Regions from separate parts of the Mus musculus genome. Here region 2 is linked to region 1. Evidence: chromatin loops called from intact Hi-C (ENCODE). Cell type or tissue: left cerebral cortex. All regions are shown on one strand. Each heading gives the region's core, and the rest is flanking DNA. Links, peaks and the distances in the headings are about the cores only.

Region 1 (16,022 bases), core at 6,939-11,938:
GAATTTCTAGAAATTTTATAAATTATACAGTTTAGCACAGCCATTTTTCTAGATGTAGGAAATAAACATGAGGTGATAGGATAACCCTAAATCCTCAAGGTTACTGGCGGGGGGGGGGGGGATGGGGGCAAGAACAATGCAGTGCATGGCTGAAGTTATTGATAATATTTTCCTGAAACTTTCATATGCATGTGATCTGGGAATATGTTGAAACCTTGATTTTAGAAAGTTGAACTGAGCATGATGCAATTTAAAATAACAAAAAGGTGGAGATATTATATATAATATATAAAACAATATATAGTTCTAACTAATGGTCAATTTAGAAACCAAATACAACATAAAAGTGCAATCAGAGAATATCAGAAACACTCTACTGAGAGTGCCAGAAGGATGTCAACCTTCGGGTCCCTTCTAAGGTATTGTAAGAACTATAAGCACATGTACTGGATATTTAGGGTTGCTGGAGACCCATGACTTTTATGCAGGCAGAAGAATCAACTTTTGAAAGAGTGAGAGAAGCCGCTCTCCCTCATCTATTTCCTCCCCTGAGGAATGTATTGAACATTAGCTTCCTAAACTGAAGACACTGAATGACGAAAAAGATGGAAAAAATAGAAGTCTGCCCAGCTCTGGAGTCACGGGTTGAGTTTTGGAAGATGGTTTGATCTTGGAACCTTTTTAACTGGTCCTTTCTTGGCATTTGTTGTCTTCTGATTCATGGAATTGTGTCTTCCACTGAAATAAAATAAGCATCGATCATAATTTTTCTGTCACTGCTGTCTGCAATATAAACAGTATCCGCCATATATGAAGAACTATGGTTGACCCATCTCCTCCAGTCTGGAGTAAGGAAACCTTCATCCGCACATGTTCTGCTTACAGCACAGTCTCAGGCAACCATGTCACTGTCTCACTACAGCTTTGGGGCAACCACTGCAAAGGCAGGTACTCAACAGAGGAGTCTCCAGAAGCAGGCGTCGGGTAGCCAATGTGGAAGCCCGTGTCTGAAGAGGGGAAGGGGATCAAGGGCTACTTACCCTGAATTAAAGTCAAGAGCACAGAGAGGCCAAGAAATAAGGTAGGGATAATAAGATGACACTAAAACACAGATTTCTGTTCTTAGATCCCATGGAATCTTCTCTTACTGACTTATCCAGCTTTGTGCGGGTAGCTTCTTTGTGTTCTTCTGTGAACTAGCAGAGGCTGCTTCAGCTGAGGTACTTTTCAAATATATCTTAGAGTGTGGTCTCAGCACAAACAACCAAGTAAAGACCTGTCATTTTCCTCCTAAGCAAGGAAAAACTTTCTCTCCCCCATAAAAGCAAAGAGAAATTGTCAAAAAATAAATAAATAAAATAAAAAGAGTTCCAAAGCAGTTTAGAACTCTAGAAATCAAAAATATGTGTAGCAATTCTCAAGAATGTATAAAACAAAGAAAGTTGGGGACTTGGTGAGAACATTCAGTTGTGTGAAATTTAGTTTCCCCTAGCCCTACACCTGCCCCTTACCTCCAAGAAAACCAACAGCCCATAGCTATGGTAAAACCAGGGGTCAACACACACTACAGGAGCCGCCAATCACTGACTGCAAAGCTCTTCTTCTTTGGCCTTCTCTGGACATGGTCCAGCATGGAGAATTTGCTGGAACAAATTGAAGCCATCATTTAATTTCATGGCTACTATTATTTAAAACTAAGCTAACCAGGAAAGCTAAAAGGCTGGGGTGGGTATTAATAAACTCCAGCACCAGTCTTGGGATCTGGAACCCTAAACTCAGGTGTAGCTATGCCTATACAAGCCTAGACTCATGTGTGTCTTGACTTGAGAAGGACCTAAGCTCTTGCCTCTGCCAAAAATTTAGGTGTTGCAAAGGCAGAGTTGACGTTTTTCTTGGCTGAGTATGGAGAACCTATCCAAACACATATGCTATGTCCCCCAGGAGGGAAGAGGTTTATTGATCCCAAATACTTTGAATGTTTCTGTCAGTCCTAAGGTAACCTCTTCACTCACCCAGCACAGTATGTAGTAACCACTCATGACAAAGAATAACATCTTCACAGGATGAATTTTAAAATGTCATCACATAATAGCAACGATCAACTGGGGGGGAAAGAGTATCTAAGATAAAGAATAACAAAATGCCCAATTTTGATAAAATAATGGATAACCAAAACTGCAGACACAGTATAGCTCTAATGAAAAAGATGAAGCCATCAATGAAACCTTAGTTTAAAACATGAAATGCTGAAACTGCCATACTTAAAAATCAACACCAAAACCAAACCAAACAAACAAACCCAGAGACAGTACTTTAAGAAACAGCAATAAGAGTTGATTTTTCCACATAGAAACCCAGCAGCAAATGGGAGCACAGGAAATTAAAAAGCTTCTGTGTGGCAAAGAGACGAGGAGGCAAGAGAACCACAGAATGGAGAAAGTCCTGGCCTGCTATATTACAGACAGGGCATCAATATCTAGAGTAGACAGAGGACTGTAAATATTCATCTCCCAAGCCCCCAAAGTGCAATACATGGGCAATAAACGGAACTGAAGATGGTTCTCAAGCAGGAAAATGGTGAAGCAAACATCGAAAGGGCGTCCAATGTCCTTATCCATCAGAGAAACACAAAATGACTCTGAGATTCCAAGTCACCCAAGCAGGAAAAATAATGACAGCAAATGTTAATGAGGACGTGGGGAAAGATGTTCTTAGCCATTGTTGGTGGAGTACAGGCACTATACAAAATGATGTGCTTGTTTCTCCAAAAACTAAAAATAAAATTGCCATATGACTCTGCTTCCGATACATACACAAAGGACTCTAGCCCTGTGACAGAGATCGTGTGTACCTGTGTTTGCAGTTGCCCTGTTCACAATAGCAAGATGAAGGAGTCAGCCTAGTTGTGCATCATCAGAAGGATGGTGAAAATGTGGTCCAAACACACAATGAAAGTGTAATTGGCCATGAGGAGAAATGAAAATGGAAACATACTAAAATGAGATGGCTCAGGACCAGCGGACAAACCCCACGTGCTGCTTCTCATCTATGGATCTCAGCTTCTAATTTGTATGTGCATTTACCTGGAAGTGAATGTAGGTGCTAGGAAAGTAGACAGAGCTCCTTCAGGGGGAAGATGCCTCTAGGAAGAGGGGTGGAAGAGTATGAAAGTGGAAAGGGGCATCCTGAGGTTAGTAGACTACAACAGAAACACAGAGAGATGGGAGAGAGGAGTGGATGGGACCAGAGGGACCACTCAAACCTAAGTATATATGAAAATGCCACGAGGATTCCCCTTACTTTGTATTCAAATAAATAAATAGCATGCATAAAACATTGTCAGGAGTATCCATAGCAACATTATTCACATTATCAGAAATGTATAAATAATTCAAATCCCCATCAACTGACGACTGGATAACTGATGGTCTATAAAAATGTGGGATTGCTATCAAATCAACACAGTAAATCTGGCTGTGCTCGACATGGATGACCTTGAGAGAAGCTAGACATGTGAGTGGCACACTGCATGTGTCACAGTAGTAGGAAAAAAACCCACATAAACAGATTAGTGAGCACCAAGAGCCAGATGGTGAGACTTCTAATGGGCATGACACGTCTATGGGAGTTGGAGGAAGAGAACATTCTAGAATCAGTGGTGATGGTTATTCCACCCGGAGAACACACTAAAGACTTTAGTGTGTGTGACTTCAGATGCCTCAGTGGCATACAGGTGCCTATGTGGGTATACCAGGGAGCCATATTACTCAGCTGAGCTCAAGAAGGTTCTGAAACCTCAATATGAGGGTGTTACATGAATGATACCAGTCTAAACGTAGCGTATGTGTTGTTTGCATGCTCAAATTATGGTTTATTCTTATATTTTTCTCTCTTTCCAAAAGGATTTTTTTCTGATTTTGCTTACTCTTTATAGTTGCTAATGTGCTACACATTGGAAAGGAAGGAAATTTGAGAATATTTATAAGAGTTAGGAATTTTTTCAAAACCTTCTAAGTCTTCCATCAACCATTCAGTACAGGTTTCACTCTTATACTACAAGGGGGTAAACTGAGTCTGGGAGTGACTGCTCATATAAAGACACACTGTATAATTTGGTTGGAGAAAATTTATTTTCTGTCTGCTCTGAATGCAGAGCAAAATTTCATTTATTTCATTCATTTCATTCATGCTTCCTGTGTTTCTAAAAGGATAATACTAAATATACTGTTATTTTGACTTGGAGACTTCCACAAGATGGCTTATGATAGAATTTTTCTCCATTTATCACTCTCATTAATGTGATATGAAACTGCACAATTCATAGACAATACAAAAATGAACAAACCCAAATCATCCATACCACCACCAAACTTTTTTTACATTATACTTTCTATTTACTGTTATAAATTTTTTCTATGTCGTTATATATTCTAGCATCTGCATTCTAGAGTCTTCTAGAATTGACTAGAACTTCTTAATCTTGTCATAGTTTATTGAATTAGTTTCCTTTTTTTTAATTAGGTATTTTCCTCATTTACATTTACAATGCTATCCCCAAAGTCCCCCATACCCTCCCCCCACTCCCCTACCCCACCCCACTCCCACTTTTTGGCCCTGGCGTTGCCCTGTACTGGGACATATAAAGTTTGCAAGTCCAATGGGCCTCTCTTTCCAGTGATGGCCGACTAGGCCATCTTTTGATACATATGCAGCTAGAGTCAAGAGCTCCGGGGTACTGGTTAGCTCTGAATTAGTTTCTTAAGGCTGCAGATGTTGCCTGTATATCTGCTTTTTGTCTCAAAAATAAGCTCTTCAAACAATCGGTCCCTCAAGAAGTCACAATTAATTTCCCAATGGTGCTTTCATTCTGGAGCATGAAGGGCTGCTCTGTCTTCCTCAAGGGCCTTCCATCACTATAGAAACCTTTCATCAAAAAAGCAAAGCAAAGAGGAGGCTGCACAGCAAAAAAAAAAAAAAAAATAGAAACGTCACCATTGGCTCTTTGATGAGCTGTTGCTATGTATCCATCACCGTTTGAGGTCCTTACTTGCAAAATCCATAACTCACACAGTTAATATATTCCATGGCCCACAGCCCAAATATTACCTATCAGCTTTGTAGAGCTTAGGGGCAAGTTCTAAACCTATTTCTGAAGAGCATTCTCTTAATTATCTTAGCAATCCTTTATAAACAGCATGTGCAAGGATTTCTAGCATAGATCTTTCATGGAGATGGAGATATCTTATTCATTTACAGTCACAATTTCATGAAGTTGGAATATAATTGGTGATATAGGACTGGGCAGAGTCATTGTTTTGATCAATCTTTCAAACAATTTCTCTTAAATGGGTTTCTTCTGGTACTCTGATTTATCCTGAGTGTCAACAATACCATAAGTCGGTGTTTGAACATTGGTACTGCTAATATGGATGTTGCCTGTCACTCAAAGATCTGTGTTAAACATGGTCCCTGGAAGGACTAGTGGGAGAGAGGCTATGGGATCTGTAGGAGGCTGGGTCTTATGGGAAGTCTTGGGGTGGCTGGAAACATAACTCTGAAGCCAGAGGTGAGGCCCAGCCCCTCCCTTTTCACCTTTCTGCCTTGTGTGTGGCAGTTTTGTTCTGCCTTGCACGGCCAACCACTCAGTGTGAAGCTTGACACAGGTCCAGCATAGTGAGGGCAATCAAACATAGACAAGACCCTTTTAAACTAAGGTTAAAGTAACTTTTTTAAAAAATTGTGATTATGTTAGCCTCTGTGTTACAGATGCAAGTTGACAAGCACATATGAGAATGTCAACCGTATCAAACATTAAGGCCATAGCTCTTGAGTTTTAAAAATATCATGCAAAACATGACATGTCTGAAAGTGTGCAAACCATAAACTCACAATTCTGTAAAGTACTGTGGCGTTAAAACTCCAGTAACTATCCCCCAGGCTTACAGATAAAGTTCTGTCATCTTACTGGAAGGCTCTCTTGTACTTCCTAATTCCCAGCCCCATTTATAAGGACTATCCTGTGTTCCTACACCAGATTACTTCAGCCTCTTTTAACTATTATATGAATGGAAGCACATTTACATAGTTCCTTATAGAAGACTAGGAAAATTTTCCAACTGTTCTATAAAGGGTATTTATTACTATTACCTGTATAGTATATATTTATAGATACTAGGAATATCCATTCCCTACTGATGGACATTTTAAGTTTTTTTTCCACCTTTGACTATCCTGGATAAAGCATCTATGACATCCATGCACAGGTCTTATGGTGTAAATGATCTATTGCATTGAGAGGTAGAGTTGTTGAAAACAGAGTAAGTGTATGGGCAGCTATAGAAGTGAATACAAAGCACTATTCCCAAGCATCCATCTAAATCCACCAGCCCCCACTCCACTGTAGTGACTGTGCCTCACATGGCCACTCCACTCTGCAGATGAGGGGTGGCACTAACACTTCCCCCTAAGCTCAGCACCACTTGGGTCAATCAATGCTGCTGTGAAGTGCTTAGCACCAGCGTCAGTTATGACTCAAATTGGAACAATCAACAAAAGAAGGATATCAAAATTCCGTGGTCAGGTCGGTAATTCAGAAATAATATATTAAGACACTCCCGTCTACTGAAATGTTTTTGAATGCCTAATGAGGAAGACAGAGATGTTTCTGTTGGGGGAGATCTGAGTGTTGTATTTAGTTTCAGACAATGAAAGCCATCTTAGTCCAGCTGCTTGACCACTCATCAGTTCAGCGATCCATTCAAGAATTATTAAGCAGCAATCTATGGTGGACAATCTCTCCACATTCAGATTCATCAGACACAGGATGGATCTGGGTCGAATGGCAGTTCTGAAGATCCTGAGGCAGCTGACTGAGTGAGAGTCCCAGCCTATGGCATCCACCTCCTGTATAGCACCTTAGGCTCAGCTCTGTGGCCCAGAGGCCCCGGGCAAGCAGATGGAGGCATGGTGTTTGGCCATTGCTCCATAAGGAGACAGGTGGGGTTTGACACCTTGGTGATGTCCTTGGGTAGCCTCAGTCAAACCTGATAAGATCCTGCAGGAAGTAGGCACCTAGCGATGGTGACTGATTTCAGGGTTTATTCTGAGACAGCCAACCTCAAGAGTATTCAGTGAAAAATCTAGACTGTCTTCATAGTCACAGGATGGGAATGCTTATGGATATGTGTATTAATGTAATGGGAGCCTTAGATAAAATAGAAGGAGGCTGTGTAGGCGGCTGTGCAGAGAGGAGCTGAGATAGTAGCTCAGGATTACTGTCCTCCAGAAAGCTTGCCCGCCAGGCTCCTAGTGGCAACAATTCTCCGTCCTAATAAAGCCTTGCCCTGAGTGGGAAGAGTATCACCCTGTGCCTATTCCATCACAAAGCCTGCTTATGTTCTTGGAGTCTGAGATATTAGCAGGAGTTTGGTAGATGTGTGACTCTGGCCAACAGAACGGTTGGGTGCTACAGGCAGTGAGCCTCCCTGGGGGAATCACAAAACCAAATGAGTGGGTGCTACCCAGGCAGTGAGATCAAAGCTTAGTGTGCTGTCAGCTTGCTGTTGTAAGTCACTCTTGGAGGGACTAAGTATGTCAGCAGGACTCTGCCTAGACAGGACTTGACAAGTTGCCACCGAGTCCTCACAAACTTGACTCCAGGTCCTTTTCCCTTTGTGGATTTCAACGGGATCTTTTCTCTGTGATACATCCTAGCATGAGTACAAATGTGTCCTGAGTTCTGGAACCTACCATTGAGTCTCTTACCACCGAGATGGTCTTGGGAATCTCAGACACAGCGGTTTGATTCTTTTTCCATGGAGATCCTTTGTCAAATTTTAATATTTAAACTACACTATAATTCTATGATGAAAATGTGTAAAGATAATTAATTGTAATTTAAATAAGTAATAACTAATAGTGAAAAATATGCTTTGGCCCATCTAGCTGAGAATTGGGCTATACCATTAATCTTTACCAAAGAAACTTGTCATAGTACGTATCCTTTGAGAACTTCTCATCTTGACTAGAGTTAGACAGGATTGATTTAGAACTAATTTACAACTTGGCTTAATTTTTCCAGTATTATATATGAATATCATATAGAATGGATATAGAATATCATCATATAGAATGGATCAGGTGATTCCATATTTTCTATAGGACTTGAAAAGTTCACAAGTTATAAAACTCCAGCAAGTCCCTTTGTTCTTCAGCATAAAGTAGCCTCGTTTATATGGGATCCATAGTTAAACTGTACCGTATCCATAGCAACAAACATGCTTCTCCACTGGAAAGGTACAGACAGGAGTCAGCTGTGCCTGCTGCGTTGTTAGGAGTGTCATTTTAATTCTGCCCAGGTTCTCTGCTGCTTTAGTTTAACACACCCTCTCCTTTGGAGACTAACAGTGCTTCAGGGAGCTCCAATCCCGTGTATATAGCATGTGAGACCACTAGATTCCCTGCAGTTTCTTCCCATGTGCTGTTTTATACATGGCTATAAAATCTAGAATCTAAGCTCCCAAAATATACCAGACACCTTGTTGTACGAGTGTTGCGAGAGGGCAAGTATAATGAACTAGGCAAGGGGAGATCTACCTAGACGTACGTTTTCACCGGACTTTCCTTCATTCTAGGCAGTGGGTCCATCTGTTGCCTCTTGGATACTTGATTTGAGCCAGAAACCTGAAACACACACACAAAACAGCATACTTACCTTTTACTCCCCAACTGATTTCTGGGTTAAAAGAGTCAATTTCCTGTCTCTTTCACAAACACATCTTTTACTAGCATGTGTAGGAGCAGCTAAGAGTGACAAGACATTCAGTCATTTTCTAATCAGATAAACCTTTTGAAGTTTCTGTACAAACCCCCTCTTGGCCCCATAGTCCTCATGAATTTTAAATTAAATATGGAGAAATCTATGAAAGCCAATCACCCATGTGGTGTGGACCACTGGAAATTCTTGTAGCAGACATTAAGCACACATAAAACACATATTATACCAGCAAGGCAGAAAAGGCAAAAAACAGTGTATGCGGTAGGAAAGCAGAAAGGTAAGAGTGTTTTCATTGTATTTATTTCGTGATCTCTCCAGGGAAGGCAAATGGGTGTCTCAAGCGAATCAAGAACATTGGAGGCTGACCAACCTTGAGATGGCTACTGAAGCCACGAATGAATGAGTTCCTCCATCAAGAGCAGCACGGGAGAGAAGGAAGTCAGTGGTAAATAGTAGACTATGGTAACTGACGGACATCATATTAACAGTAGGGAAGCCACCTAATCCTGTCAGTGAGTCACAGCACCAGCCTAACCCAGTGTAGTGGCTATTCCTGGTTGTCAACTTGACTATATTTGGAATGAACTACAATCCAGAATTGGAAGGCTCACCAGTGACCCTTATCTGGAGGCTTGGAGATCCTTATCTGGATCTTGGTATGGAGATCTTGAGCCATAGTGGCTATGGATTCCAGAAGATTGAATCTCCGAGTTTAAGGAACACACCTTTAATCTGGGCTACACCTTTCATCTGGGATTAAAGGTGTGGTGGAACACACCTTTAATCTGGGCTACACCTTCTGCTGGAGACAATATAAGGACATTGGAAGAAGGGAGTCTAGCTCTTGCTCCTTCGCCTGCTTGCTGCGTGAGACTGAGTAACTGCTAGATCCTTGGACTTCCATTCACAGCTGCAACTGAACCATTGTTGGGAATTGGGCTGCCGACTGTAAGGCATCAATAAATTCCTTTACTATCTAGAGACTGTTCATAAATTCTGTGACTCTAGAGAACCCTGACTAATACACCCAGGTTCAGGGAGGGGCCCTGTCACGAATGGAGAAGGCAGAGAGTGGGGCACTTGTCCTCCTCTGGTGTCCATGTATGTCCATACGCTCTTTCAGTGAGCACAGATGGGACACACACACACAACACACTCATATCCAAAAGACATCAAAAGAATTTAGAATTGGTGGACAGTCCGACAGCCTCTCATCTGTAAACCAAAAGCATTTATATTTAACATTCTTGTGCCCTTTGCTAAAGTTTTTATATTTGGAACAGACAGCAAAATTTAAATTTATCAGGTCTTATAACACACTCAGAATTCAGTCGTGCTTCGCTCTTTAATAACTCCTTGCGTCCATGAGAAGACATGTGGAGGGGGAGTGGGTTTCGGTCAAAACACACCCATCTTGGTTGTTAAATGACAAGTTAGATATTAACAGGTTTGGAAGACATGGGCTCGACCCTCCCTCACAGTCCACAACTTTAAACCAAGAACTAAAATGAACTTTAATTACTGGCTAGAAAAGGAACCCAAGTCACACCTTTGACCTTGGAAGGAGCCTTAACGTGTAGCTGCTGGGGCGGGGTGGGGGGGTGAGGGGGCACAAATGGAGACCTTCTAAACCTGGGTGAAGGAGTCCTAAACCTTTATGGGATTCCATATAGCAGGAGGCTTTATGATCAAGAACAGAGACACGCCACCACTTCCCCTTCTAAGCAAAGATTCAAGCAGGCCTGTCAATCACCCAAACAGGACAAAGTCCCTCAGGAGATGGGGCTTGTTCTAGAGACCTTAGAAAATAGCGTAATGGCTGCCTAGCGTGTAGGTCATGCCAGGGGTCTCCTTAGTCATTGTCTGCTCACACTGCTGGAGAGCGCATTCACTCTGTAATAAGCCATGCCTGTCTTCTACACTGCTCACTGCATCTGTCTAAATTCTTCCCATAGAGCTCGAAGGAAGGGAGACAAGGAAGGCAGAGACTGAGTCAGGTGACAAACAGTGGCTGGAAAAGGAGACAGCCAGAACGAGCATTTCAGAAGCATCTACATCAGGCTGAGCAAACACAGATCGATTTTTTTATTCATTCGGTGTGGGAAGAACAAAAGTCGCCCATTAACCTTCCCAGGTGCTGTAGTTTGCGTATGGTCAGAACCGCCTTTGATGATAAAGATTAACAGTTCACTCTAGAGTGAAATTCTCATTAACATTTATACTGGCAACCGGATTAATGCCTTCCTGGAAAGCTGTTGGCTTTGATTGAACATTTGATGAGTCTGCACAGTTAGCGAGATTAATCCACCTAAGTGGAATTTTTTTAGATAAATATAAGTAAATGGATGTTTCAGGGGCAAAAGACTTGGACTTCTCACCTTAGACAAAACCTTCCAGGCCATTTTATATGAATAAACTTTTTCCTAACAATAGGCTTTTTATTGTCGGTTGTGTAAATGATTCTTTTAAACACTGACTGACACTCTTTGTAGTAGACAGTAAGGCAACAGGAAGAGTCAGGCACCCTTGCCTGACCTCTACAGGGACATGTGTTAGCTATAAGTATCCAGAAGGTAAGCTGGGCAGTGGTGGCACACACCTTTAATCCCAGCACTTGGGAGGCAGAGGCAGGCAGATTTCTGAGTTCGAGGCCAGCCTGGTCTACAGAGTGAGCTCCAGGAAAGCCAAGACAACATAGAGAAACCTTGTCTCAAAAAAAAAAAAAAACAAACAAACAAAACAAACCAACAAAAAGAATCCAGAAGGCAAGCAGAAATCTCATCACAGAGCAAGATCATCCAAAGACCAGGAAGGAATGGGGAGATAGCATCCCCCAGTTCCTGGAGTTTAGGTCCTCTGATGCATCAGACAAGCAAACACAGAGCTCTCAAATACTCCCAGACCTAGAAACTGATGCTGTTATATCTTCCCTCAAAGGAGGCAAAGGTGAGGACCAGAACGGCCACACAGCAAATAGGGTCTGGGAGATGTCTCAGGGGCTAAGGACATATAAAGACATATAGTTGGCAACCATGAGGACTTCCTTCAAGTTCCCAGAATTCAAGTAACCTGCAACTCTAGCAGGAAAAAGGAGACAGGCAGATCCTAGGAGCTTATCAGCTGGTCAACCTGACTTAAGTAATGAGCTTCCAGCTCTGTGGAAGAGTGTCTCAGGACAAGAGGCAGGGAACAATGGAAGACAGCAAGTAGTCTGGCCCAGTTCTCACACACACACACACACACACACACACACACACTTACTTTTTAAGAAGCTAACACAGCAAGTAAATGAAGAGCTGGATCCAAATCTAGAGTCTGTCTGGCATTGTGGTTTGTGGTCTTTCCATCAAGTCAAGGCTTCACAGGGAAGATAGTGTTCACAAGAGACCTCCAGATGGAGTGGAACAAGCTCAGATGAGAAGGCGCACATTCCAAGCAGAGTGTGGAGGTAGAGGACAGGCAGGAGGGAACATATGCTGCAGGTACAAGCCTTGCTTCTCAGCCATTGCCAAGGATGAAGAAAGCAGCATTGTGACCATAGGATGAGAGGTGGCAGGGACTGACCCATCTTGTCTCATTTCCTACGAACCTTGTTGAAACTAAGCTCCAAGCACCCCTTTGCCACTGCAAGCCTAATTTTCATTCCCAAATTCTACCATGCTTGCTCTTCTGGGCTCCAAATTCCCATACCTAGGTCCTCATCTGAATCCTTTCATAGATCATCCTCAATGCTGTAACTGGATGCTCCGGGTCCGCCCCGGGTCCCCCACCTCCCTACCTACATAGCAGCACTCTCCTTCTGGCTCCCTCGCTTCACCATTGATCCTCTTCAGGTTGAAGTGCTGAACTATCTTCTCTTATTATCTTATACGTGGACCCTGCTGTATCTCATTCCCTCACATGTCTGCAGTTACTCTCTGGGTGCCAATCTTTTCTAAGTGTCTCTTTCTAATCTAGAACATGTTCCTGATCATTTAGACATCCACCCAATATCTAGATACTTCTGTTTGGATAATATTCATTGAAAACTGAACTCATATCCTCATCTTAAAAGGTACGTCAAAGTAAAGTTATATAAACTAAATATGCATGTAAGCATCAAATAGCAAGGTACATACAATGCTGAATGGTGTGGTGGATGTTATAAAACATTAAGATGAAGACAACCTTTTAAACCACGCAGGAACATAAGTCACAGCGCTAGTGATGTAACACCACCAAGGTCACAGATGCAACCGGAAACCAGATGGAAGCTGTCAAGGGTCAGGGACGCTTACATTGATCACTTTCTTCACCCAGCAGTGCTTGCTGTGTAGCTCAGACACCTCCACCACCCCAGGAAACAGGAAGTAATAATATGCCTGGAATTTTCTGACACCTGAACATCATCAGGTTATCTGCATCACAGCAATTATGAATTAAACTATGCCAATGTATCTTTTAACTGGGGAGACCCTTTCATCTCTTTATGAAAGTTACGTATTCCTTTCCACTTTCTATATGTAAAAACACCCGGTCTGTTTCCTTCCATAATTTCAACATCTGTTTCTCTGTCCACCAAACAAGAATGGAAAAACAAAACGACTTGTAATCAGAGGAAACTTATAATCTGCAACAAAAGGAGTTACCTGAGTCATTTCCGCGATGTAGGAACGGCGCTCATTGTTGGTCCTGTGGTATGCCTATTAAAAGATACCAGGTAGAGCCGGCATGAGGAAGGGCTAGCCACATTAACAGGCTTTACATCTCCTGCTTCTTATATTAAATGAAATGTGGGTTTATAGAAAATGCTAGAGTCCCAAGAAGAGACAACCCCCACCTTGTGCCACGTGGCCTGGGCCGGCAGACCCTGCATGATGTCACACTGCACAGGCAGGGCACAGGATGACTCCTGAGACCACTCCCAAGATGACCCCAGACACCCAGAGCCCCAGGCACCACCGCGATAAGCAAGTAAATGGTGGAGAGATGGGAGAGAAGGAGATGCAGAAGGATGTGAGCGTGGTGAAGAGAGACAGAACTGGAGACTCGAGGGTGGTAAGGAACAGCTTGATGTGAGTAGCCAGTGCTGCCACCTGAGGCCATGGGAAGGTCCTGGTCTGTACTGCCACCAACTGCTATGTCTGGGGTCCATGGCTCTGCAGCAGTGTGGGTCTGTTACCGCCAAAGGCAAGGCAGACTTCCCTGGTCTGGGCTGCTGCCTGGATCTGTGTTGATGTCTGAGGGCTGTGTAGAACTGGTCCCATCCCTCTCCTGGGCATCGTGGAAGAGCTGACCCAGCGTCATGAAAAAAGAAGAACTAGCCCTGTCCCTTACTGGCTGCAACACTTGAGAGAGCAGACCCTGTACCTCACCTGGACAACACAGCAGAGCTGGCTCTGTTGGCATAGGTGGAAGTAGGGGGGGTTGGGGATGGAGGTGGGGTGAACTGGCCCTGAGGGCACGAGAGCAGGAGAGCTGGCTTTGCCCCTTGCAGGCTGTGGCATTGATGAGCTAGTGGGGGCAGTAATGGAGAGCTCACCCTGGTAGTGTGGGTGAGGGAGAGCTGGCAGGCTGACCTGCTCAGATACCACCCAGGCTCAGATCCCGGGCTTTGAGTTGGCCCAGTCCAACGTCTACCTCATTGGTGAACTGCTGGAGCACATGAAGGGGCGGGTCCTGCAGCTCCAAAGCTGCAGGATCTCCATGACAACAAGAGATCTGAGAGGAGTGCCAGTGAGGATCCAGTATTGACAGTATAGCAGAAGATGGAGGCCTCAAACGATGGAAGCCTCAAACCAGACCAATGAGCCATTGCAAGGAACACTTGCAAACAAAGAAGTGTGGACAAAGTGTCATAATGTCATAGTGTGACACAGTATGACATGCTATAGCTTTCACAACAAGATTTTCTCTTCCTTAGTGGGATGAGTTGCAAAGGCAGATGCCCAGTCTGAAGGGATGGGGAGATGAGTGAGATATGGGTGCATGATGTGAAGTTCACCCAATAAATAAATAAATAAATAAATAAATAAATAAATAAATAAATAAAATTAGAAAACACTAGAAATAAATGGCAGCTCCAAGAACACCGCTTCCTACGGAATTAAACCAACCTTTGACTCCTGCTCCAGTCTAAACGCATATTCTTTCACTTGGCTTTCGAGACTCCTTTTTTCTTTTTCTAGTTGTTTAAGTAATACGTTTAAAGATTCCTGAAAATATAAACAGAGAATTTTATGTATTTGTGGTTCTAAGCAACAACTAAAAATCATTAAACTCTTCCCCGGAGAATGTCTGCCAAGAGCCAGCGGCGGCTGTGAATCCATGAGCTGTAGGAGGCATTCTTAAAGTAACAGCAATAATACATAGAATAGTCGTCATAGTTTGAGGTCCATGTGGTGAATTACATTAAGTGCCTTCTTGATTTACTTCAGAATTAGATCTGTTGTCCCAAGGTCTCCAAAATTGGACCAAGACTCGGAATTGTGTCTCTTCACAGAAATTTCTAGGGAAAAGTAAAGGCTTATAAAATCTGAAGAGAAATCAAAATATATGTATTTCCATAGATGACTTCATTTGATTTGCATTACACATCATGAGATAGCCCATCTTTCTGTTTAATGTAGAGAAAATTGCAGCCGTGGGGGTTATATAATTATCCCAAAGGTGTGGCGCTGACCACTGGGAGTGCTAGAATCAGAACCCTGGTAAGCTGGTTCCCAGGGTCACACATGCTGGCATTGCCAGTACCACAGTAACAATGTGGTGCAGGCAAAGACTACATGTCCTTTTTTCACTGTATGCTTCATGCCTTTCTCTAGTGCAAACTACCAGAGACACTAGGCATCCCTGCAGAGAGAAAAGCTGAAGTCTCCTCTCTCCTAAAAGAGCATGAAATGAAGCAGATTGTGGTGACCAAGATCAATAATACTATACATATTAAAGAGTCAGCGAAGTACACTTTTAAAACACATCATTTAGATCTGCCAAGAAACACTAGTTTCCTAGTAACACTGGGCTCCAGCCCCACGAGGCTGCTCTCACGTAGCAGATCCATTTGACCTGGGCACTCACATGCATCTCACAGAGTGGATTTCAGCCCATGTCCTACTGTGATTGCTCTCCTGCTGTGGGGACAGAGGCTTCCTGTGAGCTCCCAAAAAATGCTATCTGATCTCACAGTTAAGATCTTGCTCATTAACGATTCTCCTTATCCTATTGCATGCTAAGCAACCCTGTATTTCCAAAACCCCTGCCTCATAGC
Region 2 (16,022 bases), core at 4,617-9,616, 52 kb before region 1:
GACAGCAGACAGTGGTGGAGAACACTGTGATATGATGTGGATAGAAAATTCCCTGGCTGTCTCTGGAGAAGGAGGAGGAGAACCTCAAAACACAACAAATTCCTAGAGATGAAAATGTGGAATTCAGAATTAGGGACATCATAAAGGTAACTGAAATCCTGTCCATGTGTAGTAAATATTTCATCTTCCCTGGACAGAATCTCTATCTATGAACTGTCAAAGAGGTGAAAATTGCTCAATCTCTCTTTTTAAATTGTTATTGTTTTGTTGTTGTTATTTTATTTATTTACATCTCAAATGTTGTCTTCCTTCCTGGTTTTCCCTCCACAAATCCCCTCCCCCATCAACAATAAGAGAACTTCTAGGGAAATCACCATCCCTGACCTCAAGCTGTACTAACTACAGAGCAATAGTGATAACAACAAGCAAACAAAATGAATAGTATTGGTATAGAGACAGACAGGCAGGTCAATGGAATAGAATTGAAGACCCAGAAATAAACATACCTATGGTCACTTAATCTTTGACAAAGGAGCTAAAACCATCCAGTGGAAAAACCATCCAGTACATTCAACAAATGGTGCTGGTTCAACTGGCGGTCAACATGTAGAATGCAAATTGGTCCATTCTTATCTCCTTGTACAAAGCTCAAGTGTAGGTGGATCAAGGACCTTCACATAAAACCAGATACACTGAAACTAATAGAAGAGAAAAAAGGAAAGATGCCAGGGACTCCGGTGGAGTCAGCTTGACAGATGAAAGTCTGAAAGCTTTCTCATGAGGAAAAAGTTTCAAGGAAACTTACTCCCGGATCTTTAGCTATTTCCCTAACCCATAAAATTAATTTTCCAAATCCACTTTAGTCTAATGTATGGATCCACGTGCACTCTATATAGCTTTACCTTATAGTAAATGCCTTTTAAGATTGTATTCTAACATAGCTAAAGCCTTTTCCCAGTGTTCTTAGACTCCAGATAGCAGCAAGGAGCTTTACCCATTCAGTAAACAATTAAGCACTTGCCATTTTACTCAGCTGTTTACAGATAGAGACTAAAATTCTCACTAAGATAGAAATTCTTATTACAGACTACATTCCATGCCAAGAGCAAATTAGTATACTATACTGAAAATAGACCGTCTTCAGATATTGATAAGAATTAACGAGGCCTAGAGAATTTTGGGGTCAGTGACACTACATTATTCTTGAGGCGTGTCAAGAGTTAACTACCCTGGGGCTATTAACAATTAGTGTAAAACTCTTGCCTGGCAGAAAGTGCTAATCTCTAATGTAAACATTTATCTGGTCCCTACAAATTCCCTTTGTAGTCACTCCCCTTGCATCTATGCTAATCTCTAGTGTTATACATTTATCTGGTTCCTTTTGAAGTCACTCCTTTTGCACCTGAAAAAATTCAATGTGCCTTGTTCTGCAATTTATTCTGTATTATAAAAGTCTGATGCTCGACTGGAAAATTACATTCAGATCCAACACCATTCTAGCGTGTTTGACTGCTTGTCAATACATCCTAATTTTTGCCCATCTACTCTAGAGACTCTTTTCTACGCAGGCACAGGGGACCAGAGGGCCTGCAGCAGAAAGAGCCTCAAACTCATGGGCACAGGGGGACATTTCCTGAACAGAACACCAATGGCTCAAGCTCTAAGATCAACTATTGACAAATGGGGCCTGATAAAATTGCAAAGCTTCTGTAAGGCAAAGGACACTACCAATAGGACAAAATGACAACCTACAGATTGAGAAAAGATCTCTACCAACCCTACATCAGATAGAGGGCTAATATCCAATATTTACAAAGAACTCAAGAGGTTAGACTCCAGAGAACCAAATAACTATTTAAAAACGGGGTACAGAGCTAAACAGAATTCTCAACTAAGGAATCTTGAATGACCAAGAGGCACCTAAAGAAATGTTCGACATCCTTAGTCATCAGGGAAATGCAAATCAAAATGACCCTGAGATTCTACCTCACACCAATCAGAATGGCTAAGATAAAAAAAACTTAGGTGACAGCAGATGCTGGTGAAAGATGTGGAAAAAGAGGAACACTCCTCCATTGTTGGTGGGACTGCAAGCTGATAAGACCACTCTGGAAATCATCCTCAGAAAATTGGAAATAGTTCTACCTGAAGACCCAGCTATACCACTCCTGGTCATATACCCAAAAGATGCTCCAACATATAACAAGGACACATGCTCCACCAGCAGCCTTATTTATAATAGCCAGAAGCTGGGAACAACCCATATGTCCCTCAACAAAAGAATGAATACAGAAAATGTTGTACATTTACACAATGGAGTTCTACTCAACTATTAAAAACAATGACTTCATGAAATTTGCAGGCAAATGGATGGAACTAGAAAATATCATCTTGAGTGAGGTAACCCAGACACAAAAGAACATGCATGGTATGTACTCATTGATAAGTGGATATTAACCCAAAAGCTCAGAAAACCCATGATATAATTCACAGACCATATTAAGTTTAAGAAGAAGAAAGGCGGAAGTGTGGATGTTTCAGTCTTACTTAGAATGTGGAGCAAAATGATCATGAGAGATAAAGGGAGGGAGGCACCTGGGAGGGAGAGAGGAGGGGGAGGTAAAAGGGGACAGGATCAGCTATGGGAAGAGACAGGAAAGAAGGATCAGGTAATTGAACAAAAATATGTAACAGTGGTGGGTGGGGAATCTGGTAGAAAGTCCCAGATGCCAGGGAAGCAAGAGGTTCCCATGACACAACAGGGATGACATTAGCCAACAGTCATTGTTGACATCTTTTCAAATATTTTTTTCCCTTATGTTGCTCTTTAAGGGCAAGCTAGCTACTACCTCTGCCAATTTTTCTCTCTGGCCGCTTATCTTTTCTGTATGAATATGACGAGTGCTTTGCATGTTAGGGAAACAAGCCATTTGACAGTCATATTTATTGAAAATGTGTGCATGCATGGGTGGGGATGTGCAAACATGTAGACTTAGGCGTCATTGTTACTCTTTGAAAGGAGTAGCCTCTTCATATTTATAAAAATGCATGTCTGTTTTAAGGGCGTTACACCTACCTTCATTTTTAAATTCCTAACATCTATTATATATCGTGGATTGATGTTTTTTGCTAAAGTGCAATACAGCTTTATTTCCGATTTTTCCCACTCTGAGTGGCTAGCCAGTGACCCCAGTGCCCCGGTTAGATTATCCTGATTTCCCCTAGCATACTAGAACTGTCAACATTATCCTCCCTGTCTTAAAAAGTGCTTATAATTTGACTTGAGGGACAAGGGTCCTTGAGATCCAGCTGTACTTCATCTACCTAAGGACTTGAACCCTTTACTTCCTACCCCTACATGGGGCTCTGAAATCTGTGTCTGAAACTACATCCATCCCAGTCTCCTGCTATGCTTCCGGGTCTTTAACGCATTGATGTCCTTCTTGGACAATATTGACTAGGGGTGGATGTATGCTCAGCAAATAATTAATTAGGTCCCTCACTACTTGTTGTGAAAATGGAGGTTGATTACTCTGGGAAGGCTCTGTACATCCCTGGAAATGGCTGGCCTTTGTAAATAATGTTACATCCTTCCTTTAAAACTCACAGTCCTCTCCCTGTCTTGTTTGTTTATGTGTTTGTTTGTTTTTCTCCACTGCCCATGTATGCTACTCCACGGGTAATGTGGCTGAACCTTCAAGCAGAGTGGTTCCCGGAAAGAAGGCCATCGCAGTCCCTAAAATTAAGTCCTTGCTTTACCAACTGTTTATACAAACATCAACCTCAGAGGCCAGTGCGAGTGAGTTCTCTCCGTGTGACCACAAAGAAACCGAAACATTCACACATCCCTAGTGGTGACACAGCCATCACTATGATCTGGTTTACTCCTCAAGCCATTCATCTTCTGCTGCATCTGCTTCTCCTTCTGCTGCTGCTCCTCAGACCTTGCTCTTCCTCCACCCTCGGCTTTCCCTTCATCTCCTGTTCTTCCTCCATTCCGCTATCCACTTTGGTGTCAATGGTTTTTTTTAACAAGATCTTACATGTGTATTATGCGTGCGTGCGTGCGTGTGTGTGTGTGTGTGTGTGTGTGTGTGTGTGTGTGTGTGTGTGTGTGTGTGTGTGTGTGTTGTGAGTTTATAGGTCCTCACAGAGGCCAGAGGAGGGCTTCTGATGTCCTGGAACTGGAGTTATAGGGTGGCTGTGAACTATCTGACATGCGTGATGGAACCAAACTTGGGTGCTCTCAAAGAGCAGGAAATGAGTCATCTTCTCAGCCTCCTGATATCAACAACGTGCAGGCACACAGGGATGAGCCTCAACCTGTTGACGACTGACTTCCAGCGCCATCTCTGCCGATGGTGCTCCCTGTCCTTCCTCCCCCACCCTGTAAGCTCGCCATCCCTGGCTTCTCCGAATCAACTCCTTCTGCTTCACTTCCTGTGAGTTTTCTTCCCAGTCAACAGTTCCTGGCAAAGCCTGCCCTGATCAAACCCATCTACACAACTTCACAGGCCCCAGTCTCCCTGAGGAACGCATGCAGATGAGCTGAGCAGCCTCACTTCACACTCATGCTTCTAGGATCTGCCATATTCCCAGAGTTTATTCATTCTTCCACAATCCTCCAAAACAACTGGGATGTTCTTCTCTCTCCTCCATTTTTTCCATCCAAAGCACTCACCAGTCTGCATCTGACCTGGTGTCTGCTGCCTCCTTCTGTACCCCAGGGGCAGACAACCTCAGAGGTCTCTCAGCAGCCGCTAGCTACTCAGGAACACGGCTCTGTTAACCTCTGTTACAATCCAAGGCCTTCCTTCACCACACCATCATTCCAAACAAGTAGGGAGACATTCAGACATTTCTCATTTCCTAAAACACCTTATCCCAACTCTACATGCTCCGGTTTTTTAGCATCTCCTGATTTGTACCAGCTAAAGGACATCTACGCATGCTATTTCTTCTCTTTGTCTCTCAACCAGTCCAATCAGGCCGTGACTTCACCAGCCCAACAGCACTGTTCACACTGGCACCAACATTGGCTGGTTTCAGACTACTGACAACTTCTCACCCATCATTCCGCTCTTGCTCCCTGAAGTCTGCATTCTGTCCAACGGTCAGATCACATCCGTCTCCTCCTCCACTGGCTTCTTTCTAGTAAGAAACCAAGGTCCTGACGGAGGCACCTGGAGCCCAACATCATCTGAGTCCTCATATCTCCACCCCCTCCCTCTACCCCTGCAGATCTCCCTCCATCTTCAGGGGCACTGCCAGGTGACAACCCTTCCAGGCCCTGCTCTTTTATCTAAGAAGTTCTTTCCCAGAGCCATTACCTGGCTTGCTGTCTCCTATTAGTTTTTTTTTGTTTGTTTGTTTTTGTTTTGTTTTTCTGAATGTCACCTCCTCAGAGCATCTCCTCAGACTTCCCTATCTCAAATCACACCCTCCCCCAACACTGCTTCCTTTTTCTTTAGGGTTTTTAAGACTGCTCAAAAACAAATGAAAAGACATTTAACATCTACAGCCATTTACTTATAATCCCACGGATCTCCTATTGGATTCCACCAGTGCCCAAACCCTTCCTCCTCGACATGCCCCAATGATGCCCTGTCCCACAGCCTGGAACTTAACTTCAGGAATAACCGCTTCACCTCTGAGCATCCACAGCCAGATAACTGACATCCTATATTTATTGCTATGTTCATTTCATGAATTTTCTGCTAGACCATTGAGAGATGGGGCCAGAAAATTGACTGCTAAATAAAAAAGATTCAGTAAACACTTAACTATTATTATATTGTTTGCGAAAACATACAAAATCATTAACCATATTCATACATTGGAAAACTAAATATTATTTTAGATACTCTTAAAATAGAATTAAATTCTTCAGCAATTAAAAAAGGCAAAATCATGGTTTCAATTTTGTAAGAAACCAAAATGTGCCACTACGTGTATAATTTTCATCCTGCATGTTCATGTAAGAATAATATAGAAGGAAACGTGTCAGTATGTTATAAGTGGTTACTTTTGTAGTGTTGTTTGTCTGTGTGTTTTGTTTCTGTGAGACGGGGCATCACTATGAAGTTTTGGCTGGCCTGAAATTTGCTATGTAGGTCAGACTGGCCGTGAACTCACAAAGATCTTCCTGCTTCTGCCTCCTCAGTCCTGCCCAGTTTAAGACGTAACAAGAGGGAAAGAGTCCTAAGGGCTCAATGGAACCCAGATGCCCTTGCTATTTAGAGTCCTGTGGAGCTGAGAGGAGAGGAACAAGCGACTTTAAGAACTGAGATCTTGCACAGTGTCTTAGTAAGCACACAGATTGCTAGGAGGTAGATGATACAAGAAATGTCTTGTGCTGAGGGTCTGATAGGTGTCAGGAACTTAACAACTGTAGCCTCAATCTTGAACATTAATAAGGAAAGTAATACGGTTATTAATGTAAAAAGAAAAGAAAGAAAGGGGGGAAGGAAGTTACCTAGCAGATTCAGAGTGACGAGATAAAGTTTATGACATAATTGTGACTTCCGCTCTGGTGTCTGAACAGCGGACAAGCATCAGTTATTGGATGATAGAAAGAACAGGCTGTATTCATGACGAAGGGGAGGCTGGGAAGTGGGAAAGAGTGGTATTAGGGACTTGGGGAGGTGGGGCCTGGATATGGGGGAACAATTGCAGATGGTTCCCCCTGCTTTTGTGTAAGAGGGAGCAGACCAGTCATGCAGACAGTGAAAAGCAATTTTCAGCTGGAAGTTTGCCACAACTGGTGTGGATCTGATTAGTATTCCTGAGCTCTCAGTAGCATCTGTAGAAAATACCCAAATGACACAAAGCCAATTCTAGTAGCAGAGATTTAACATTTTAACCCAATTTCTCTAACGCGGTTAATCTGTGCTGAGTTGCTGGCCAGGCATCTTTTCATAAGCTAAATAAGTTCTCAGTGACCAGACCACTTACACAAACACACGGGTGTTCACCTTTGCTGAGCCTGTCAGGGCTTTGACATGATGTGCCTCATCACAGAGTGGACTCCTACCCACACAGCTGGAGGATACTTTTCCAGCCTTGACTGGACCAGGGTCAAGGTTCTATATGAAAATATCTTAGCATGCTCTCTCTGAATCTGCCCTCTGCTGACACAATCACTCCATTTTTGTGCATCTGTAGACTTTCCATTTCGGACAGAATTGACAGCGATATAACATATAAAGACATTCTCTACCAGACAACTCCTAGGGTAGGTTTTTTAAAAGCTCTGGGAAGTCTTGTGGCCAGCAATAATATTTACATTGTAATCCAGCCATCTTGATTCACAGGGTGCAGGCAACCGGTGGCCAAGAAAGGAATTCCTTTCTCCGTGTTCAATTTCCCACAAGTCTCAAGATAGCTGGCAAGGATTTTGAGCTCAGTAGATTCTGCAGGAATTTCTCCCAGGCATGGGGTTGACATTAACCCTTTAAAGCACCCCTTTGTCATGCCAAGACAATCTGTTTGTATACAGTTTTCCCCCCAATAATATTTTTGCTTCTTAAAAAATAAAAAAAAGCTTTTTGGGGCTCCCACTTGCCTCTTTCCTTGAATTCAGGCTTTGGGGCATTTTTGCCCAGCATTTGACTTACTTCTGCCACTCTGAAAACGAGCTTACCACTGCACTGGGAAAGGAATGTTACAGAACACCTTCTAGCAACGGGTTCAGAAATCAGGATTTGGGGAGCTGGAAGACAGTTCTGTGACTAAGAGAACGGGTTGCTCCTGCAGAGGACCCAGGTTCAATTCCCAGAACCCACATGGTTGCTCACAAGGATCTGTAACTGCAGCCCCAGGGGATTCAGTGCCCTCTTTTGGCATTTTCAGGCACCAGACAAGAAAGTGGTGCATACATACATGCAGGCAAGGCACATAGAAACTCTTTTAAAAGTCAGAATTTAGTAATTAAAGATAGTTCAATTATAGCATCTCACTAGGAGGTAAAATCAGCATGTCAATTTGACATTTTTGAATATAGTAAATAAAATAAAATAAAATAGACCTCTAGCGTGAGAGCAGGCTTCTCACACCTTGCTGTTTCCTGAGCATGACACAGGGGAGGGTTTTAGCATGGCACAGGGGAGTGCCAGGATGAGCCTACAGCAGGAGAGAGATCAGTACCTTCTTGGCTCTGTCTGTGCACTGACCCCGATACTCAGACAGCATTTTTTACTTTTCAATAGTTCCTAGTTCAAACGTGAGTTGAGACTGTGGGGAAAAATAATCTTTGCAACACTTGCAAGGTTGAAACTTGTTTTGGGTGTTTTTAAAATGGTGCAGTTCTGCCTAAGCCCTAAGCCTGAATTTTTAAATCAGGCTCTTATGTTGAGGACAAGCTGAAAGGAATAAGAATTTAATGTTTTATAGAATGCTATCAGTTCTCTCATGCAGCCTCATGCCCATCTCAGAGAAAAATTAAACTGACAAGAAGTGTTTCTTTGCAAAGACCACTTTTCAAAACAAGTTGACTAGACATTCTAGAAACCCATTTCTCTGAAATCTTACTTAGCACACAGTATACCAGCTTCCTAGTAACCTTCGCGTTGAGAAAAGCATTCTTAAAAAGCTTCATAGGAGTTTGAGAAACACTTAGCAGCATACAAGATCTGTTGTTAAAGCAATCACAGCTGCCCGTGTTCTCCAATTATTTTATTGTTTACAGAAAGATGATGATCCTGGGATGTAAAACCAACCTTGAAAAACAGAGATAAGGAGTTTCTCAGTCTTGCACAGGGGGTTCTGTGTTTCCATGGTGATGAAGCCAGCTCTTGATACCAGATTAACAAAGGTGATCCTATGGTTCCTGCTTTGCTTCCTCATTCCACATACCAGGGAGCCCACAAAGCAGAGGAGAGCCAGAGGCCAGCTGTACTCCTGCAAGCCCGACAGAAAACTGCCAAGAGGCTGGTATCAGTCTGCCAAGGCTGTCCAATGTTCACTGTTTTACAATGGTAGTCTACTTTATTTTTTTTATTAGATATTTTCTTTACCTACATTTCAAGTCTTATCCCCTTTCCTGGGGAAATAATAACGTTTTCCCTCTGAAAACCCCCTATCCCATGTCCCCTCCCCCTGCTCACCCACCCACCCACTCCCACTTCCCTGTCCTGGCATTCCCTTACACTGGGGCATCGGGCCTTCGCAGGACCAAGGGCCTCTCCTCCGGAGCATTGATGACCTACAAGGCCATACTCTACTACCTATGCAGCTGGAGCCACGGGTCCCTCCATATGTACTCTTTGGTTGGTGGTTTAGTCCCTAGGAGCTCTGGGGGTACTGGTTGGTTCATATTGTTGTTCCTCCTATGGGGCTGCAGGCTCCTTCAGCTCCTTGGGTCCTTTCTCCAGCTCCTCCATTGGGGACTCTGTGCTCAGTCCAATGGTTGGCTGTGAGCATCCACCTCTGTATTTGTCAGGCACTGGCAGAGCCTCTCAGGAGACAGCTATAACACCTTCTTTACAGTTTCTACTCCCTCTCGATAGATCCTAAATCTAGCTTCCCCTCTTTCAGTGGAGTCAGAATGTTTTGTTTTGTTTTTTAATAAATCTATAAATGTTTCCAGGTTTGAGGTCAATGAAAAATGACTGCTTGCCTATTCATTTTCCATGTCTGCTACAGGTATCTGCAGCCATTTAGGTGTATAGGGGGTGTTGAGGTGGGATAATCAAATATGTACAAATATCTGGACGCAATTAGGTAGCATCCACAAGAGCAACCTGCCGCACTACAAATAACAATTAGGGCTGTTACTCTTTCATGACATTCCCCCAAGTATAGCTTTCCTAGTTTCTCAATGAACTTCATTCCTAGCCACAGAAGACGGAAGCACGGGTGTCTGCCTTCATCCTTTGCTCCTCCACATTGGATATCTACCACATCTTGCTAATTCTACCACTAACTGAAACCTAGAAGCGATCGTTTACTCTAGGCAACCTCCTTGTACATTTTTTTCATGAAGAAAAGAATACCATACTGTCTCATGACCTGCCAGCTTGGTTTTTAAAAGAAAATCCTGGAGTGGGAGAGGTGGGTCAGTGGATAAGAGTGTTCAAAACTGAACACGACTATGTGTGCCTGTAACACCTGCTTAGAGGGGTGGACACAAAAGGAATCTAAGAGCTGGCCTGCCTGCCAGCCTAGATGACCCAGAAGCTATGGGTTCGATGAAGAGCCCTGGCTCAAGGCAATAAGGCAGACAGCAATGGAGAATGACACCGGACATCCTTCTCTGGCCTCTGCATGTGTGCACACGGGCATATGTGCCTGCACATCCACGTGCATGCATCACAGACAGATAACATATACCCATGCACAAAATGAAAATAAAATCCTACGGGCTGAGGCTGGCTAAGATTTGGTTGAGAGATGAGCTTATCTGGAAGAGCATAATTTATTAAAAATAAAATTCTCACCTAGAAGATTTTGGACACTTGCATGAAGTTTAGGAGTCTGGAACTGGCTGTTGTATGTGACTATCCTCTGATTGCAACTGCCATCTTGGGAATTCAACACTGCCTTGGCCGTACATGGCTTTTCGGAGGGGCTAAGAGTATATAGGCTGAGGAAGACCAGAGAAAGAGTGCTCCCTATAGGTGGCCACAGGACAGCCATCATCCCTAATAAAGTAGTTTTAGGTACAGCCTTTGCTGGTGGGACACCAACACGCCTGAAATGATCCCTCACCTGTGCTTTGTAAGGAAGCATAATGAAGTCATTGGCTCCTCAGAGAGAACTTTGGGGACCTGCACCTTTGTCTGTAGTTGGGACCTTGGGAGAAGTAGATGTTCCCATGACTCCCCCAGGGACGGAATTTTAGCATCAACAGCCTCGAATAAAAAGACTTTAAGTATGAGTCGGGCAGGCTCCTGTTCACATTGCAAGGAAAATGGGGATGGAGAGAGCAATGAGCAGAAAAATGACTCCTGGTTCATGCCCAGTGAGTCTTTTCTTCTGGAATCCCCAGCCATCGCCTCTCTCAGAATCCAGGTATTGACCGGGAAACACCCCGCCCCATTCAAGCATCATGTCCAGCAGTAAAAGAGGCCAGCCAAGGATGGAACATTGCTTACAGAATCCAAAACATCTCAACAACTTCTCTTCCAATAGCGAAGCAACTGCAGCTGGGACTATTGACACTCATTATGCCAGTAAGAGGCATAGAACCTTTGTTGGACACAATCCTTCACACCGTGCACCCCAAATCCACAGAGTTTGTCATTTTGGCATCTTCAAAGAATTTATAACCAGAAAAAAAGCCAAAGTAATTATTAAGTTTCTCAAAAGCTTAATGAAATCAGATTCCTTGCACACTATTATTATAAAAGAGAAAACATTTTATTAAACAAAACAATGGATTGCAGGGTAAACCTAGACACTTTAACAATAAAATGTTTGTGTAAGAACATTTCAGTGAAATATAAAACAGCCATCCTTCTCTCCCCTTGTTTCCAACAGTTGCTCAAACACCCTGTTAAGGCAAGGACAGAAATGTGTGGGTTCAGCAAGGAAAGCAATGCCCCTCCTGGCTGCCATTCTACTCACAAGCCTGCAAACCCAGCGGAAAGCACAGCAATCTACCCACATCGCCAAGAGGGCAGGGCTGCCGCTCCTTATAGCCTGCTTATCTTAGTTTGGATGATGATGGAAGAAGGGGGCTCTTTCAAATGCCAATCTAGAAAAGATACCAACAGAAATCAATGACAGAGCCAATCACCAGGCTGCAGGAGCCGTGCGTGCTGGCCTGCCTGGTTGTAGAAGCTTACACCCACATGGGCCTTCTTTGTAGTATGGTTTTCACAGTAACGTCACAATTACTTTTTGGTAGAATTAATGTGTGTGTGGGTCACTTAGGCTGCGCTGCTTGCAGCTCACTGGCCAGGGAAATCCCAACATGGATGAAGATGCCTGAGAACACAAGGTTCTCACTGTCGTCAACAATCTTTCTAGGTACCTTTGGATGGTTCTAGCACATTTATCAGACAACGGGGGCAGCAGATTTCAAGTATCTTTCTTTGTCCCTTCTTCCTCAACTGAACAACTGTGCCCGGCATGTGATCTAGAATATGAGCCCCACACATGGACCGTTAATACGACCCAGACTGTTGGAGGGAGAAGTGCACATTAATTGAGTTTAGCCCATTCTTACAACGTCACAAATGCATGTCTGCATCATGAAAGTTAATAAAGCTAACTTCAGGCAACCAAACCTACATATTTTCAAATATTAATGTTTCTTAAAAGTAACTACTGTCGTGAGGCTGTGGAGATGGCAGAGCAGGTGGCTGAGAGGCCTGGTGATCCGAAGCTGACGCCGCACGGAATCCACGAAAGATGCTGGCTGAGGCAGCGCGAGAACTGGCTGCAAGCTCATGGCCCGGAGTGCACTGCAGCAGAGACAAGGGAGAAGCCTCAACAGGGAAGAAAGGAAGAAACAATTCCCAAGAGTTGTCCTCTGACTTCCACATGTGCACTGTGGCGAGCACACAGACACACATGCACACAAACATGAACACATACATATTTCAAAAAACAAAACACAATAAAAATAACAAAAATAATGATTTTCTTATGCTAACTCTACATATAAGGTAAGTACATGTCAGCAACTAAAAACTAAAATGAAGAGATGCCCTTCACTCTATAGTGCGGTCCATCCACCCAACACTTCTTCTCTGCTCAGCTCTGATTCCAGACCCGCTGTGAGGTTAATTCTTTGTCTCTAGATCTTGGATTAGACTGCAAGTATTTCTCCATGAGTCAGCAGTAACTAACTCAACTATATGTCCTCTACCATCATGCTTCAACCCATATCACAGCTGCCTGCTTCTCTGGTTGTATCCCCGACACCTCATGAGTGTGAGCATAATGTCTGTAGACACTACTTTCCCAGAAATACCAGTAAGCACAGCATCAAAGCATGATGGAGTCCAAATGACTGGTGCATACAAACCAGCATCTGAACTCTGTCTAATGGAAAAAAAAAAGGACGGGTTTTAATCCAGTGAGGGAATCTACTGATGCCGAGAGACAACAGAGGCTGTCAGGGGTCAGCTGAGAATGAAGATCAAAGAATGGGCTGTCACATCCAAGGAATTCCGGGTAGAAGCACAGAGAGGGAGAAGTAACTAGATCCAAAAAAGTCAGTTTCCCCCTGGTCACCTAATGCTAGACTAGCTAGGCCACATCCAGATTCATGACAGCAGACATCCAGACACCGGGTCTGCAGTGTGGAGAATAGGGGACTGGTTTAACTACAGCAATTATCACCGTTCCCATAGTGACTTAGAAATCGGCTCAGCTCTTGTGGTGCAAGCTGAGCTTTGGGACCAGGGCATTAACAGCCGAGTGTGGCTCAGGGCCTTCGGAGGCTGGAGAGGATCCAGTCTCACTCACAGACCACAGAAGTCTCTTACTCACTTACCAGGCAGTTGGGACTGGTTGGGCGTGCTGGGCAAAGCATGGCATTGCAGTGCTGAGGAATAAAGTTGGACACACTGGGTGCAGTGGGTGGCAAATAAGTGGAAATGTTCTGATTTGTCCTGGCAGCTGCCTCATGGGGAGAGACAGTTCCAGAAGTGTATTTGACAGAGTGGAAGGAATTCAGAGATCGGGCTGTGCTGGGGACGCGAGTCTTATACAGATCCTCAATAGAGCTCTCGGAAACAGAGCCTGGCTGACCTGTAACAGGAAGGAAAACAGGAATCTGTGAGCACTGTGCACACCTCTGTGGCTCTGACTACCGTATTGGAAATGCATGGCTCTCTATCTCATTTCCTCATATTGACACAGCTACTGCACTTAACCACTGGTGGATAACCCAGTGCCTATTCCTGTAACAGCTCGATACAAACACTGCACGTTAGCATTCGTGTATCTCAAGAGATTTCAGAGGACAGGCAGTGGTGTGTGTGTGTGTGTGTGTGTGTGTGTGTGTGTGTGTGTGTGTGTGTGTGTGTGTGTGTGAGTGATTGGCTACCATCATAACCAAACTGACCATCTGTTCTGGTTAGTTTTATGTTAACACAACACAAGCTAGAGTCATCTGGGAACAGGGACTCCCAATAAAGAAAATTCTTCCCAAAGACTAGCAAGTCCACAGTACATTTTCTTATTGATGTGGGAGGGCCAGCTCTGGGCTGGCGGTTCTGGGATTAGAAGGAAGCAGGAAGAAAAAGCCAGGAAGCAGCACTCTTCCATGGCCTCTAATTCAGTGCCAGTCTCCAAGCTCCTACCCTGAGCTCCTGCTCCAACAGCCTTACAATGCAAGCTGTCCAATGATACAAACCCTTTCCTCCCCCAAGCTGAGTTTTGGTCATGGTGTCTTACCATAGCAATACAACCCCTAACTCCACGCCTCTAAAGCAAGGAAGAACATGAGAGAAACAAAACAAAACAAAACAAAGACACAAAAAACAAATACATTAAGCTACAAAGAAAACGTGGCTTATTTTTTTCTTACAAGTAAAGTAGGTTAGACCAACACACAGTTATATTTTAGTTCTACAAAGTAGCTAGAATTCAAAGATTTGTAAAACATGTAATGCTTTAAAAGTAGCCTCCAGGCCTGGAGCACTGGCTCAGTGTTAAGAGCACACCCCACTGCTGTAGAGGACTGAGCTAGGTTTCCAGCACACACAACAGGCAGCTCACAGTTCCAGATGCTTCAACACCCTCTTCTGGCCTCCACAGGTACTGCGTATACATGGTACATATGCATACAAGCAGGGAAACACTCGCACACATAAAATAGATAAATATTTTTTAAAGTTAAGAGATAAAAATGGGATGACCAATCTAGAGGGGAAAATTATATACAGTTCTAGCATAACTGTGTCTTTCCCAGAGTGGTCTCTCTGGGTGATGTAATTTCACAAAACATTCAAGTACAGAAAATCCTGAACATGCTGTCATCAACACTGTTTTTACAGAACATAAATAGTGTTTTGTATAAAGGTATATCGTTAAGAGGTCCTGAGCATGGCCCCACCTTAATTTTATCACTTTAATCCTTCCACTTCACACTGAGCCAGGGCACTCTGAGTAGCTTAACTGCATTCTTTTTTTTTTTCCCTAGTCTCCTCCAATCTCCCAGGTGATGAAGAGAAAGGCCTAAATAGACCACTGAAGTGTCCTGCATTTATTTCCCTAACTTCAGGACCAAGGAGGGCTGTGTTCTAAGTTGGCCCCTTCTCTTCTGACTTTGGACACAACCGTAGAAATATCATTTGTCCCAGAACTGCCCCTGTTCCCCTAGACATGCATGGCATGTCTCTGTGCATGGCATGGGGCATCTATTGTGCTCTTAAACACACTGAGCAGTGCAGTTTGCTTTTGTGATCCTGTCTGCCACTGAGTTTCATACAAAGAAGGACTGCATCTCATCTCTCCATGCACTGCCATCGGAGGCAGGGATGCCAAGCTGAGAACCAGAAGACAGTTTTGCAATTAGTTGGGAGAGTGAAAGTCAAGGATATTCCCAGCACGGGGGGATGCCATGACAACACAATTCTTAGGGGGAAGGAATCAGAAAGAGTCACAAAAGACGCTGAGGACAGGAGACTTCCTGTCACTCAGCACCAGCCACTCGATTAGAAGGTCTGCATTTTACTGGCTCCTCTATGGGGAGAGTAGCCTTCAGGAACACCAAAAGCCACAAACTGGACCTGGATTCTTTCCCGCCAGCTTGGTTCATTCCCACCATTATTTCCATAACTATGTGGGAATGCCAAAGACTGCCAAAAGTATAACAGAAGGGCCTCTGGAAGGAGGGGTGCCTGTGTCCACATGGGTATTTGTAGTATATGTATTTCTTGACCTCCACTGCTCTAGTGTGGTTGCTCTACTAAAACTATAGCAATGAATCAAGCAGGAGGGGAAACTTCCTGCCTTCATGGGGCTGACACAGTAATGGAAGAAGGCAGCCAATAACAAAGCACACATATTAAGAGCACGGGTGGTGAGTACCCTGAAGACAAATCCAAGTGGAAACGTGGGCTAAG

Evidence for each region. A loop is a pair of places that touch in the nucleus more often than their neighbours do. Peaks named below come from ENCODE experiments on the same cell type or tissue, not always from the same donor. Only the 100,000 strongest peaks of a DNase experiment are listed, where the experiment ranks them.
Region 2: it touches region 1 in a loop (2.1-fold over the local background); 1 of 42 quality-filtered maps calls a loop at or near these places.

The regions. Positions count from the first base shown.
Region 1 is chr3:55,155,981-55,172,002 of GRCm38, reverse strand. Ccdc169 (coiled-coil domain containing 169) reads right to left here. Exons shown (of 8, transcript NM_177203.3): 5 at 14,872-14,970; 6 at 13,405-13,458; 7 at 8,606-8,682; 8 at 1-738. The coding sequence ends at 639. Among named protein-coding and RNA genes, the nearest start is that of Sohlh2, 18 kb to the left of the region's middle. In left cerebral cortex, for the core only: no CTCF peak of the experiment used is centred there; no DNase peak of the experiment used is centred there.
Region 2 is chr3:55,205,272-55,221,293 of GRCm38, reverse strand. It overlaps Sohlh2 (spermatogenesis and oogenesis specific basic helix-loop-helix 2), which reads right to left. Exons shown (of 11, transcript NM_028937.3): 10 at 13,445-13,701; 11 at 11,337-12,407. The coding sequence ends at 12,258. Among named protein-coding and RNA genes, the nearest start is that of Dclk1, 29 kb to the left of the region's middle. In left cerebral cortex, for the core only: no CTCF peak of the experiment used is centred there; a DNase peak (open chromatin) is centred at 6,736.